Regions from separate parts of the Homo sapiens genome. Here region 1 is linked to region 2. The links are chromatin contacts, found by Hi-C or POLR2A ChIA-PET in ENCODE. All regions are on one chromosome and are shown on one strand. The core of a region is the stretch at or near the end of the contact, and the rest is flanking DNA. Distances in the headings are between cores, read along the strand shown. Region 1 overlaps WIPI1 (WD repeat domain, phosphoinositide interacting 1). Region 2 has its middle 16 kb from the start of LINC00674.

What was found. A loop is a pair of places that touch in the nucleus more often than their neighbours do. ChIA-PET counts read pairs that join two places held with the same protein, here RNA polymerase II (POLR2A). Pooled maps may share reads with other maps.
Region 1: a pooled map shows a loop between it and region 2 (2.2-fold over the local background). The contact joins two enhancer-like sites. A Hi-C loop is called at or near these places in 1 of 50 pooled maps. POLR2A ChIA-PET finds 5 or more read pairs at or near these places in 4 of 52 experiments (Caco-2, OCI-LY7, T-cell and 1 more).

What each region holds. Positions count from the first base shown.
Region 1 is chr17:68,432,631-68,437,841 of GRCh38, reverse strand. It overlaps WIPI1 (WD repeat domain, phosphoinositide interacting 1), which reads left to right. Exons shown (of 13, transcript NM_017983.7): 5 at 1,363-1,460; 6 at 2,130-2,222; 7 at 3,216-3,286; 8 at 4,267-4,374. It also overlaps a transcript of ARSG not described here and a transcript of PRKAR1A not described here. Among named protein-coding and RNA genes, the nearest start is that of MIR635, 11 kb to the right of the region's middle. RefSeq lists an enhancer at 1,302-1,802. Within about 2 kb of position 1,326, at least 19 of the 41 ENCODE cell types and tissues checked have a DNase peak (open chromatin) inside an H3K27ac peak, as active enhancers do; they include OCI-LY7, where a contact is called at or near this core.
Region 2 is chr17:68,081,931-68,088,982 of GRCh38, reverse strand. No RefSeq gene overlaps it. Among named protein-coding and RNA genes, the nearest start is that of LINC00674, 16 kb to the left of the region's middle. RefSeq lists a silencer at 1,709-1,768 and an enhancer at 1,406-1,981. Within about 2 kb of position 2,787, at least 9 of the 41 ENCODE cell types and tissues checked have a DNase peak (open chromatin) inside an H3K27ac peak, as active enhancers do; they include OCI-LY7, where a contact is called at or near this core.

The DNA of each region.
Region 1 (5,211 bases), core at 77-2,576, 350 kb before region 2:
ATTGTTTTGAAAATCCTTTACTTAAATGCTCCCTTCTTGAATCCCCTTATAAATAAAAACAGCTTATGTTGGTTCAGTGGTTTGATGGGCTGTTTACTCTTCCGGAATATTATTGAAGCATCTTAAATCCAAAATGTCCTCTTTATTTAGTTTGTCTCAATGTCTAGGCACACCATCTTGACTGCAGACGCAGACCTCAAATAAACTTCCTCCTCGGGAGGTACCCATTTCCCTTATCAAGGCAGGGCATTTGGCTCAGAAATTGCTCGGTTTCTTTTTTTTTTTTTCTTAAGACAGAACCTCACTCTCACCCAGGCTGGAGTGCAGTGGCACTATCTTCACTCACTGCAGCCTCCACCTCCAGGTTTAAGCAATTCTCCTGCCTCAGCCTCCCGAGTAGCTGGGACTACAGGCACATGCAACCACACCTGACTAATTTTTGTATTTTTAATAGAGACAGGGTTTCACTATGTTGGCCAGCCCGATCTCGAACTCCTGACCTCAGGTGACCCACCTGCCTCGGCCTGCCAAAGTGCTGGGATCACAGGTGTGGGCCACCTTGCCTGGCCTGAAATTTCTCAGTTTCTAAATAGGTTCTTGGCAGCTCCTCTTCTCCAACTTGAAGTTACTGGCCAACAGTATATAATCATCTGCAGAAAGACCAATATGTACTGACTTTTCACTATAGGAAGATTTATTTCAGTTTTGAGGAAATCTCTTGTAACCCTAGAGGATAATGGAATTGGAAGAAAAGTAGATGCTGTTTCAGAGTCCTGGGGTAAAATGTAAAAATGAGCAATATATACACACACACACACACACACATATATATATATTTTTTTTTTTTTGAGACGGGGTCTCACTCTGTAGCCCAGGCTGGAGTGCAGTGGCACGATCTCCACTCACTGCAACCTTTGCCTCCTGGGTTCAAGCGATTCTCCTGCCTCAGCCTCCCAAGTAGCTGGGACTATAGGCACGCACCACCATGCCCAGCTATTTGTATTTTTAGTAGAGATGGGGTTTCACCATGTTGGCCAGGCTTGTCTGGAACTCCTGACCTCAAGTGATCCGCCCGCCTCAAAGTGCTGGAATTACAGGCATGAGCCACTGTGCCCGGCAAGTCTCATTGTTTCACTGTAGCAAGGACGCAGCCAGTGTTAAATCAGGAGGTCTTCCCCTGTGAAGTTGCTTTATTGGAAGCCTTAATCAGAAGAATCATCAGCGGAAAGCAGTTGTCTGCAAAGCCATTCCTCCCCTTGCCAGTAGGTGGCACTGTAGCTGTACTGTTTTCAGATGCCCTCTCCAGCCGTGCAATCTCTCCCTTGGCCCCAGGCTTCTCATGTTCTGTTTCTTCTTTGCCAGGTCTATGTGCTCTCTCTATCAACCATTCCAATTCTTACCTGGCCTATCCTGGAAGCCTGACTTCAGGGGAGATTGTGCTTTATGATGGAAACTCCCTGGTAAGTTGACGGTGACCTGGCTGAGCCAACCCACCTGCCTTGGCTGTGTGGTCATGGAAGGAGATAGATAAGGACGCCCTGCCGTCGGGGGCTGGAGGCGGTGGGAGTAAGCAATACTGGGGAGTTGTTCAAGAGAAGGTGATACTATTTCCCCTCGGGCTTGCTGTGAGTCAACCTCACCATAAGCCAGCTGGCCAGGCCAAGTTAGACATCTGCAGCATAATGAAAACCACTTGCCAGCAGGGGGCCAGTTGTCTCCCTGAATGTGTCACCCTGTCCCATGCCACAGCCTGAGACAGTGTGCAGGTGTTTCATATTCCCTGCCCTCTGGTCTCTGAGGCATCCCTGAGCGGGACAAGATTGCTGTGGGAAGTTGCCTAAAGATGCGTGCAGGGCGCGCCTGCGACGGCATCACACTGCATCAGGTGCTCCGTTCGTGGCCACCTTCCCAAGGGCAGGAAAAGGGATGGAAATGGAGTGGCCCTTGAAGCCAAATCTTGATTCACCAGAAAATGACACACAGCTTACATGCAGATGGCCTGGGGGACAGAGGAAGAGACAGGGAGCTGGACAAAGGAGGGAGAAAGGAGAAAAGAGGAAGGGGAGGGAGGTGAAATCCATCTTCCCTCCTCCGCAGCATCTGTATCCATTTTTCCTTTTCACCAACAGAAAACAGTCTGCACTATTGCTGCCCATGAGGGAACACTAGCTGCCATCACCTTCAATGCCTCAGGCTCCAAACTAGCAAGTGCGTCTGAAAAAGTGAGTCCACTCCCACCAACACCTCTGTCTGGGTTTCGCTGGATGGCTCCTGCCGTGCGCAGGGATGGGATTGAACAAACCTGGTGACATGAAGACTGACTGGTCTCTGGGCCCACTCAGAATTTGTTTCAGAGGGAGAATTTCTGGCCTCTGCATGTGTGGTATATTCATGCATTTGTTAATTCAATAGGCCAGGGGCCTGCAATATGCAAGATACAAGACACTTTGCATGAAAACTCGTGGTCTTATGAAGAAATGTACGTGTACATCAGCCGTAGAGACGGACAAATGCTACACCTTATAAACACAGTACAGTGCAAACCAAATGCTTTACTTTGCTATTTAGAGAAATTGATGTCTTCTGCCTGGAATAATCAGAGAAAGTGATCCAATTGAATTTTTTTTTTTTTTTTGAGGTGGAGTCTAGCTCTGTCGCCCAGGCTGGAGTGCAATGGCGCAATCTCGGCTCACTGCAACCTCCGCCTCCCAGGTTTAAGTGATTCTCCTGCCTCAGCCTCCCGAGTAGCTGAGATTACAGGCACATGCTGCCACGCCTGGCTAATTTTTTGTATTTTAGTGGAGACGGGGTTTCACTTCACTGTGTTGCCCAGGCTGGTCTTGAATTCCTGAGCTCAGGCAATCCACCCGCCTTGGCCTCCCAAAGTGCTAGGATTACAGGCGTGAGCCACCACACCCGGCCTCAAATTGAAATTCTAAGAAACCAGAGCAGTTGGGTGAACACACACATGCACACACACATACACGCAGAGCCTTGGGCACAGGTGGAAGGGAAAAGGTAGACAGAGGGTGTTTATAACATTTTCCAAGAATTGTTGATATGGCACATAAATAAACATGCCTCTATGCTCAACGTGGTGTTCTTCCTCCTCAGAGACAGATGTTCAAAACCAATAAAACAAACTCCTCTCTAAAGGGACATCTCTGTGTAAAGCCACTAATGGTTATGAAATGTCCACCTGCTTTCTTTTCCAGGGCACAGTCATCCGGGTGTTCTCTGTCCCTGATGGGCAAAAGCTCTATGAGTTCCGGAGAGGGATGAAAAGGTCTGTGTTCAATGTCAAACCCATTTTAAAGTCCCCGCAGAAGTCCCGCAGGGACCGCTGGCAGCTGTCTAGGGAGAGGACAGAGAGTGGCTCTGTGCCCTCCACTCACCTGGAGGAAGTGTAACTACTCTCCCAGGTAATTGACTCCCAGGCTTTACTTAGGGCTCAGCAAAACTGAAAGCCGAGATGCTGTTTTAACACAGTTCAGCCGTGAGAGTCCCTTTTTGATGTGTGTGTGGGCGGCCGGCACAGGAGAAATGAGAGAGCCAGGGAGTCACAATCCAAAAATAATTTCTGATTTCCTTCCATGGAAATAAAGGACGATGTAAAGTGTGACTGTTTGGGATCTTATCGGATGTAGGTTTGCAGCCAGATCAGTGCACAGAGCAACTGGAAGATTCCAAGATGCCAGGAAGGCACAGTTCCTCCCTTCTGCTGACAGAGGCAGGGCTATACCTTGTTTCTTCTCACATAAATAAGACTATGGGCCGGGCGCGGTGGCTCACGTCTGTAATCCCAGCACTCTGGGAGGCCAAGGCAGGCAGATCACCTGAGGACCAGCCTGGCCAACATGGTGAAACACCGTCTCTACTAAAAATACAAAAATTAGCTGGGTGTGGTGGTGTGTGCCTGTAATCCCAGCTACTTGGGAGGCTGAGGCAGGAGAATCGCTTGAACCCAGGAGGTAGAGGTTGCAGTGAGTTGAGATCAAGCCACCGTACTCCAGCCTGGGCAACAGAGCGAGAGACTCTGTCTCAAAAAAAAAAAAAAAAAAAAAAAAAAAAAAAAAAAAAACTATGACCCTTTGTGAATCTTTCTGACATTAATTTCTAAATATGAGCACCACAGTGTTTAAGGGATCTGGGTCTACCTAGGCTCTTCAGGATACATCTGATTTTCTTATAAAGCTGATCTCTGAGTTATAAGGCCATAACTCCCATTTCTCTTGCTCACTGACCCATGTGTTGCTGTGCTTGTAGGTATGTGACAATCAGCTCTCTAGTGTTCAGTATGGATTCACAATTCCTCTGCGCCTCCAGTAACACCGAGACGGTACACATCTTCAAGCTGGAACAGGTCACCAACAGGCAAGTACTCCGCGGGGCACCAAATGCTCATTAAACGAAAGGAGTCAGGCCTAGGCTCTTCTACTGGCATGAATGATCTCTTTTCTTTCTGAACACCCAATCTTGGCTTCACTTGGGACTTCACCTAAGTGATGGAGTGTGTGTTAGCAAAACTTTGGAGGCATGATGCACAAAAGCAAAAAACTGGGAGCCACCCACGTGAGTTCACGTCCTGGCTCTGCCTCTTAGGAGCCCAGAGATCCCGGGAAGATAATTTAGATCTGTGTCCTTCAGTTTCCTCATCTGCAAAATGAACATAACAGTAGTATTAAATGAGTCTGCAGATCTAAAGTGTTCAGCATCGTGCCTGGCACATAGGAAGCACTAAGAAGTGTTAGCTGATATAGCTGTAAATATAACAATATATTTATTTATCATTGTTGCCAGCAGCACCACTGAGCGCTTGGGAAGCACCTGCAATTTCTCAGGGCTTAAGAAGCTGTCTGAAAAGTGAAAGAAAAGCCTAAAAAATGGATAAAATCTCTAGGGAAAGAGTAAAAAGAACTTCAGGGCAGACAATGAGCTTTGAGTTACACCTGTGCAGAATGGGGGTTGGAAAATTCTGGAAAGATGGAGGAGTGAGAAAGGAGCAGCCCCCAGTGTTTCATACCCCACGGTGGGGGGCAAGGATTCTAGAGAAAGAGCGCTTTGAAAACGTTACCCCAACCTGCAGAGAAAGGCAGGATCAGGACAGAAAGCCTACTGTATCTGGGGAGTTGGTTGCTGGTACCCTTGGATGGAGTTTCAGAAGAGGAAGGTGTAGAGGCTGGGCACCATATCACGCTGATACATGCTAAC
Region 2 (7,052 bases), core at 1,538-4,037:
AGACAGAATGAAACTCCATCTCAAAAAAAAAAAAAAAAAAAGATACTTTGCCTGAAAACATAATGAGCATATTTGAAAATGTCAGTAGCATACACTTTTAAAAATAAATGTAAATAAGTAAATAGAGACAAAAGACAAATCTCCCATGTAGTGTTCCAGATAATTTCGGTAGATACTCCACCTCCTAACTCCCACTCTTTATACATGGGTTGTACATGGTGAATGACCAAAGAGGATGGTATGGAAAATGGGGAAAAAAAGAGTAACTTTACAGTGGAGAAACTGACAAACACTACTTCAGCCAGGTAATTAATAGCGGAGAGAGCAAGCGTGTATGTCCTGTGTTTTTCAACCTTGCTGACACCCTATAGTCTTGTGGGGAACAGTCTGGTGAAGCATAAAGATCTTGGATCTGGAGTCAGCCAGCTCTGAGCTCCAATCCTACCTCTGTGTGCTCTTGGGGCAGTCACTCAACCTCATTGAGTCTGTTTCCCCATCTGTGAGAAGAGGATTAGAATGCAGCGATGAGGCCGAGTGCAGTGGTTCAAACCTGTGATCCCAGTACTTTGGGAGATCAAGGCAGGAGAATCGCTTGAGCCCAGGAGTTCAAGACCAGCCTGGGCAACATAGAGAGACCTCCATCTCTACAAAAAATTTAAAAATTAGCTGGGTGTGGTGGTGCACACCTGTAATCTCAGCTACTTAGGAGGCTGAGTGGGGAGGATTACTTGAGCCTGGGAGGTTGAGGCTGCAGTAAGCTATGATGGTGCCACTGCACTGCAGCTTGGGTGACAGTGAGACCTTGTCTTAAAAAATACATGACATTAAAAAAGAAAAAGAATGCAGTGACGTCTGTCTGGCCCTTAGCAACTGTGAGTGCTGTTGGAATCATATTCTATTTGAAGGCAGCTCCAAAGTACTGGAGTGGAGTCAGGGGTGGCTTTGCAGAAGGGTCCTGCTGCTAACACAGTTTCCCTCGGGCAGATCCCCTCATACTGCCAGACTTTCCAGTCCTTCACTCATTCTTCACTAAAGCTGCAAGGGGCCAGGGCGAGATGGTTCACGCCTATAATCCCAGCACTTTGGGAGGCTGAGGTGGGTGGATTGCTTGAGATCAGGAGTTTAAAACCAGCCTGGCCAACATGGCAAAACCCTGCCTCTACAAAAAAAAAATACAAAAATTAACCAGGCGTGGTGGCGTGCGCCTATAATCCCAGCTACTCCAGAGGCTGAGGCATTAGAATTGCTTGAACCCAGGAGGCAGAGGTTGCAGTGAACTGAGATCGCGCCACTGCACTCCAGCCTAGGCGACAGGGCGAGACCCTCTCTCAAAAAAAAAAAAAAAAGCTCCAAGGTCAAGGGCTTTTCAGACCCTCTTGGTCCATTTGGTTAGGGGGTGTTTTCACAGAGCTTTGCCTGTTAGCTTTATGGGACCCGGAGGGCATACTTTATAGAACACAATTTTCATACCAGTGTCTCTAACCACAAACCCCAAGAGTCTGAACGTTGAGACACTCAGGAAGTTGAAAGGGACCTCTCCTCTTCAGAGGCCCGGCCCAGCTCTCAGGAATGGCATGCATCAAAAGGCAGGAAGTCCCTCACAAGTCTGTCCTATCAAGCCACCAGACACTGGTTACCTTTATGTGGCTGCACAAGAGGCTGAGTTCCCAGGGAGGGGCGAGGTGGTCTGGGGCCTTCAAGCCGTGGTGGAACCCACGCCTGAGAAGCGAGGCCTGCCGCTCCCACCACAGGAAGCCTGGCCCCCGCCAGCAACAGAGAGACTCAGAGCCCGGGCCTCGATGCCCTCATGGGATAAGTGGCATTTTGGTTCCTGTTTCCTTCCCTCTCTGTTTTTCTTTTCATAGATTCTCCATGCAAATATTAAACATGTCCTGCAAATCTCAGGAACCAGCACACAGAGAAACACAGAGAAGAGTGAGTGGCCTTCTTCCAAGACCTGGTTTATCAAAGGTCTGAGGCAGTCCTGATCCGCTGCTCTCCTCCTGCTGGCTGAGCCTCGCCGCTGGCTCAGTGGCCCAGGGTGCCAGCTCCCTTTCCTGGGCCTCCCGGGAAAGGAGAGGGAGAAGGTTGAGGGAGCAAGAGGGTCCCAGGGCTGCCTCCAGGGCTGGCCTGGCAAGTTGCAGCTCTGCCCCTGGGGATTTCCCTGCAGCCAATGGCTGTGGAAGAGGAAAGGAGAGGACCTTTTGATGTGGTGGAGAAGCATCATTGTAGAAGAAAGAGGAATGAGTAACAGGTTGGCCAGGGAACCATGGTGGGGCATGGTGGCTCCTGCCTGTATTCCCAGCACTTTGGGAGGCCAAGGTGGGCCGATCACTTGAGGCCAGGAGTTTGACACCAGCCTGACCAACAAGGTGAAATCCCTTCTCTACTAAAAATACAAAAATTAGCCGGGCATGGTGGTGAGCACCTGTAGTCTCAGCTACTTGGGAGGCTGAGGCAGGAGAATCACTTGAACCCAGGAAGCAGAGGTTGCAATGAGCCGAGATCGTGCCACTGCACTCCAGCCTGGGTGACAGTGAGTAAGACTCCGTCTCAAAAAAAAAAAAAAAGTAAAAGGTTGGCCAGGGAGCCTTGCTGGCCTCCTGAAGGCAGCCAAACATTAAACACACCTGCAGTCACAGAGTCCAGCTTAAGAAAGAGGCAGACCAGGAAGTGAAAGTGAAGAAAGAACGGGAGGAGAGATGGGTGGGGGCGCGGATCAAGGCAGAAAAGGGAGGCAAAAGGCAACGCTGCTAGGGACAGAGAGTGGTGACGTGCCAGCTTCTGTTCGTTAAAACCCTGCTCTGGACCATGAACACTGCTAGGCAATTTTGTTATGACAGCTCCTTGCATCCTCCCAGCATTTTACAGCTAAGGAAACTGAAGACCATGAGGTTAAATTCTTCACCCGAGGCCCACAGCTAGGGATTAGCAGAATCAGCATTTAAACCCAAGGCTGCCTGACTCCAGTGTCACACCCAAACTTCCTATCTCTCTGTTAGCAGTTCTTAGTTGCTGGGGATTCAGACTCTATTTTGTTGCTTGTATAGTTCAATACTCCCCACACTGTGGCCACATTGCAGCCTGCAGAGGCAATAAAAGGGAGGGGAAGGCATGCATTTCCTCTAAGGGCACAGCCCAGTGGCTGAATACATCATTTCTTCTCACACTTTACACACTGGAATGTAGTCATAAGAGCCACATCTGGGGGCAAATGGATTATAGGTGAGCCTAAGAGGTTGCTCCCCTCGGCCCTTCAGGCAGACCTGAGATAATGGGTGTCTCTAGCCACAGGGAGCAGGTTCATTACCCCAGCACACCATGCAAAGGAATGACTTTCTCTAGGAGTATCGTCCTGTGCAAAAATTGGGCTCCACTGACTTAGAAAACTAAAACTAGGTGGCCTAGAAGTCTGGAAAAAGAATAGGAAAACATTCCCATGGTGTTGTCGGTGGGAAAAAATGGATATCAAGGACAAGAGTGATGGTCAGGCATGGTGGCTCACATCTGTAATCCCAGCATTTTGGGAGGCTGAGGCAGGCAGATCACTTGAACCCAGGAGTTTGAGACCAGCCTGGGCAAAATGGCAAAACTCCGTCTCTACAAAAAATATTTTTAAAAATTAGCTGGGCGTGGTGGCATGCACCTGTTGTCTCAGTTACTCAGGTGGTTGCAGAGGGAGCCTGGGAGGTCAAGACTACAGGGAGCCAAGATTGCACCAGCACTACTGCACTCCAGCCTGGGTGACAGAGTGAGATTCTGTCTCAAAAAAAGAGTAAAAAAAGGACAAGAGTGTGAAGACAAACTCCATCAACTTTCACAAAAAGATAATCATCAATACAGGGACATTTCTGCCAAAATTAATTGCAACTTGGGGAAACCCTTCTTTAAATTGGTGAGAAAATAAGAAAAAGGCCTGGTGCAGTGGCTCACCCCTGTAATCCCAGCACTTTGGGAGGCCAAGGCAGGTGGATCACCTGAGGTCAGGAGTTTGAGACCAGCCTGGCCAACATGGTGAAACCCCATCTCTACCAAGAAATGCAAAAATTAACTGGATGTGGTGGCACATGCCTGTAATCACAGCTACTTGGGAGGCTAAGGCAGGAGAATTGCTTGAACCCGGGAGGGGCAGGTTGCAGTGAGCCGAGATCGCACCACTGCACTCCAGCCTGGGCGACAAGAGTGAAACTCCATCTCAAATAAATAAATAAATAAGAACAAAGATTTTAAAATCCTAAATAGTATATATATATATATATATACACACACACTATATATATATATATATACACACACATATTATATATATTTATATAAAGTGAATTCATTAGGGAATTTTTAAAAATTAAAATGATCAAGTAAGATTTATCTCAGATTAGCAGGGGTTACTACAACGAAGGACATCCCCTCAAAATAGAATCCTGGAAAATGTGTAGTGGGGATGGAATGGGTCAAGTGCAATCAATGGCATTCAGTGGCATTAAAATCACACAAATTATCAGCAGTGGCATGGGATGAAGGGTAGGTATAGAGGATAAGGCACTGGGATTTGGAATGGCTTGGGCACTTAGACACTGTGACAGTGATGGTCAGTATAAAGATTATAGAGTCACTTGGCCTCTCTCAACAGCACTGGAGAGATTACACAGGGAAAAGGAAAAGTCAAAAGCTATGAATGAGGGCCTGGCACAGTGGCTCATGCCTGTAATCCTAGCACTGTAGGAGGCCGAGGTGGGTGGATCACTTGAGATCAGGAGTTCGAGACCAGCCTGAGAAACATGGCGAAACCCAGTCTCTACAAAAAAACACAAAAATTAGCTGGATGTGGTGGCTCGTGCCTGTAGTCCCAGCTACTTGGGGGGCTGAGGCAGGAGAATCACTTGAACCCAGGAGGTGGAGGCTTGCAGGGAGCCGAGATCTCAACACTGCACTCTACTGGGTGATAGAGTGAGATCCTGTCTCCAAAAAAAAAGGAAAAAAAAAAGGCCGGGCACGGTGGCTCATGCCTGTAATCCCAGCACTTTGGGAGACCAAAGCAGGCGATCACCTGAGGTTGGGAGTTCGAGACCAGCCTGACCAACATGGAGAAACCCTGTCTCTACTAAAAATACAAAATTAGCCAGGCATGGTGGCATGTGCCTATAATCCCAGCTACTCGAAAGGCTGAGGCAGGAGAATCGCTTAAACCCGGGAGGCGGGGGTTGCGGTGAGGCCAGATCATGCCATTGCACTCCAGCCTGAGCAACAGGAGTGAAACTCCATCTCAAAAGAAAAAAAAGCTGTTAATGTTGAACTGAGAATGCAATAGACAGCAAGAAAGGTTTGGTGGCATCTTAGAAGGAGACTTCATCTCCTGTACTTTCAGGGTGGATATGATGGAAGACTCAGTCCAGGGCCTCATTGTGCATGTAAGAGCTCCAAATAAATGCTTAGGAAAGGGCATAGTGGGGACGTAGTGGGACCTTGAGACTTAGAATAGGAGCATCTAAATGGTCACAGACAAGGCTGAGACTTTGGCACTTTTGAATTCTCAAATCCTGTCTGTTCAGGTAAGTCCTCCCGTGTAGAGGTAACCAACTTATCCCTGCCTAAGGGACCTTCTGTGACTGCACCTAGGACAGTTGCTTCACTAAAAAGGGACTCCAGATCTTCTCTTCATTCCTCCAGCTTCAAAAAGAGAGTTAGATCCCAACATAGCCCACTTGGGCAGTACAAGGCCTGCTCTAGAAAGAGAATGTTTATACACTAAGGTAGTTCCAAGACCTTGCCAATTCAAATCCACAACGCTCTTGGGAGCACGTGTGGGAGTGGATTCTAAGCATTGTTAGCCGAAAGATGGTAAATACAAGGCTTGGCTGGGCGCAGAGGCTTGCGCCTATAATCCCAGCACTTTGGGAGGCTGACGCGGGCAGATCACCAGGTCAGGAGTTTGAGACCATCCTGGCCAACATGGTGAAACCTGTTTCTACTAAAAATACAAAAAATTAGCCAGGTGTGGTGGTGGATGCATGCCTGTAGTCCCAGCTACTCAGGAAGCTGCGGCAGGAGAATCCCTTGAACCCAGGAGGCAGAAGTTGCAGTGAGCACAGATCGTGCCACTGCACTCCCGCCTGGGCGAAAGAGTGAGACTCTGTCTCAAAAATAAAATAAAAGGCTTGATTGGGCTGAATTCACTGATACACTCACCCAGGTTTGGGCTTTGGAGTTGGCATGAATAATCTACAATGGCTAAGTTGGACTTAATAGAGACGTGAAGTTCCACCACCCAGAAGCAGCTGGCTTAGAAAGCGGTGAAATAGCTGCTGAAAGTTAATTTACAGGGTTAGCCTAAAGACGACACCCCGTGGGCTTCAAGTGTTGGCCTACAGGATAGTTATGTCTTTTAAAACATGCTAACATTTGGAGTTGTCACCTTCATAACTAGAAAGTGTACATCTAGAGGCCAGGCGCGGTGGCTCACGCCTGTAATCCCAGCACTTTGGGAGGCCGAGGGGGGTGGATCAGGTGGTCAGGCGTTTGAGACCAGCCTGACCAAAATGGTGAACCCCTATCTCTACTAAAAATACAAAAATTAGCCAGGCATGGTGGCAGACCCCTGTAATCCCAGGTTATTTGGGAGGCTGAGGCAGGAGAATCGCCTGAACCTGAAAGGCAGAGGTTGCAGTGAGCCAAGATCGCACCACCACACTCTAGCCTGTGACAGAGTAAGACTGTCTCATTAAAAAAAAAAAAAAAAAAAAAGCGTACATCTAGGAAACAGGATGAAGAAGTAGCTGCTCTCACTCTTACACCTAAACTCTTGCTGCCCATCCCTATTGTGTCCAGAATTGGTGGGTTTGTGGTCTCACTGACCTCAAGAATAAGGCCGCGGACCCTCTCGGTGAGTGTTACAGTTCTTAAAGGCGGAGTTGTCCGTAGTTTGTTCCTTCTGATGTTCAGATGCATTTGGAGTTTTTTTCTTCTGGTGGGTCCCTGGTCTCGCTGATTCAGAAATGAAGCTGCAAACCTTCACGGTGAGTGTCACAGCTCTTAAAGCTGCACAACTGAAGTTG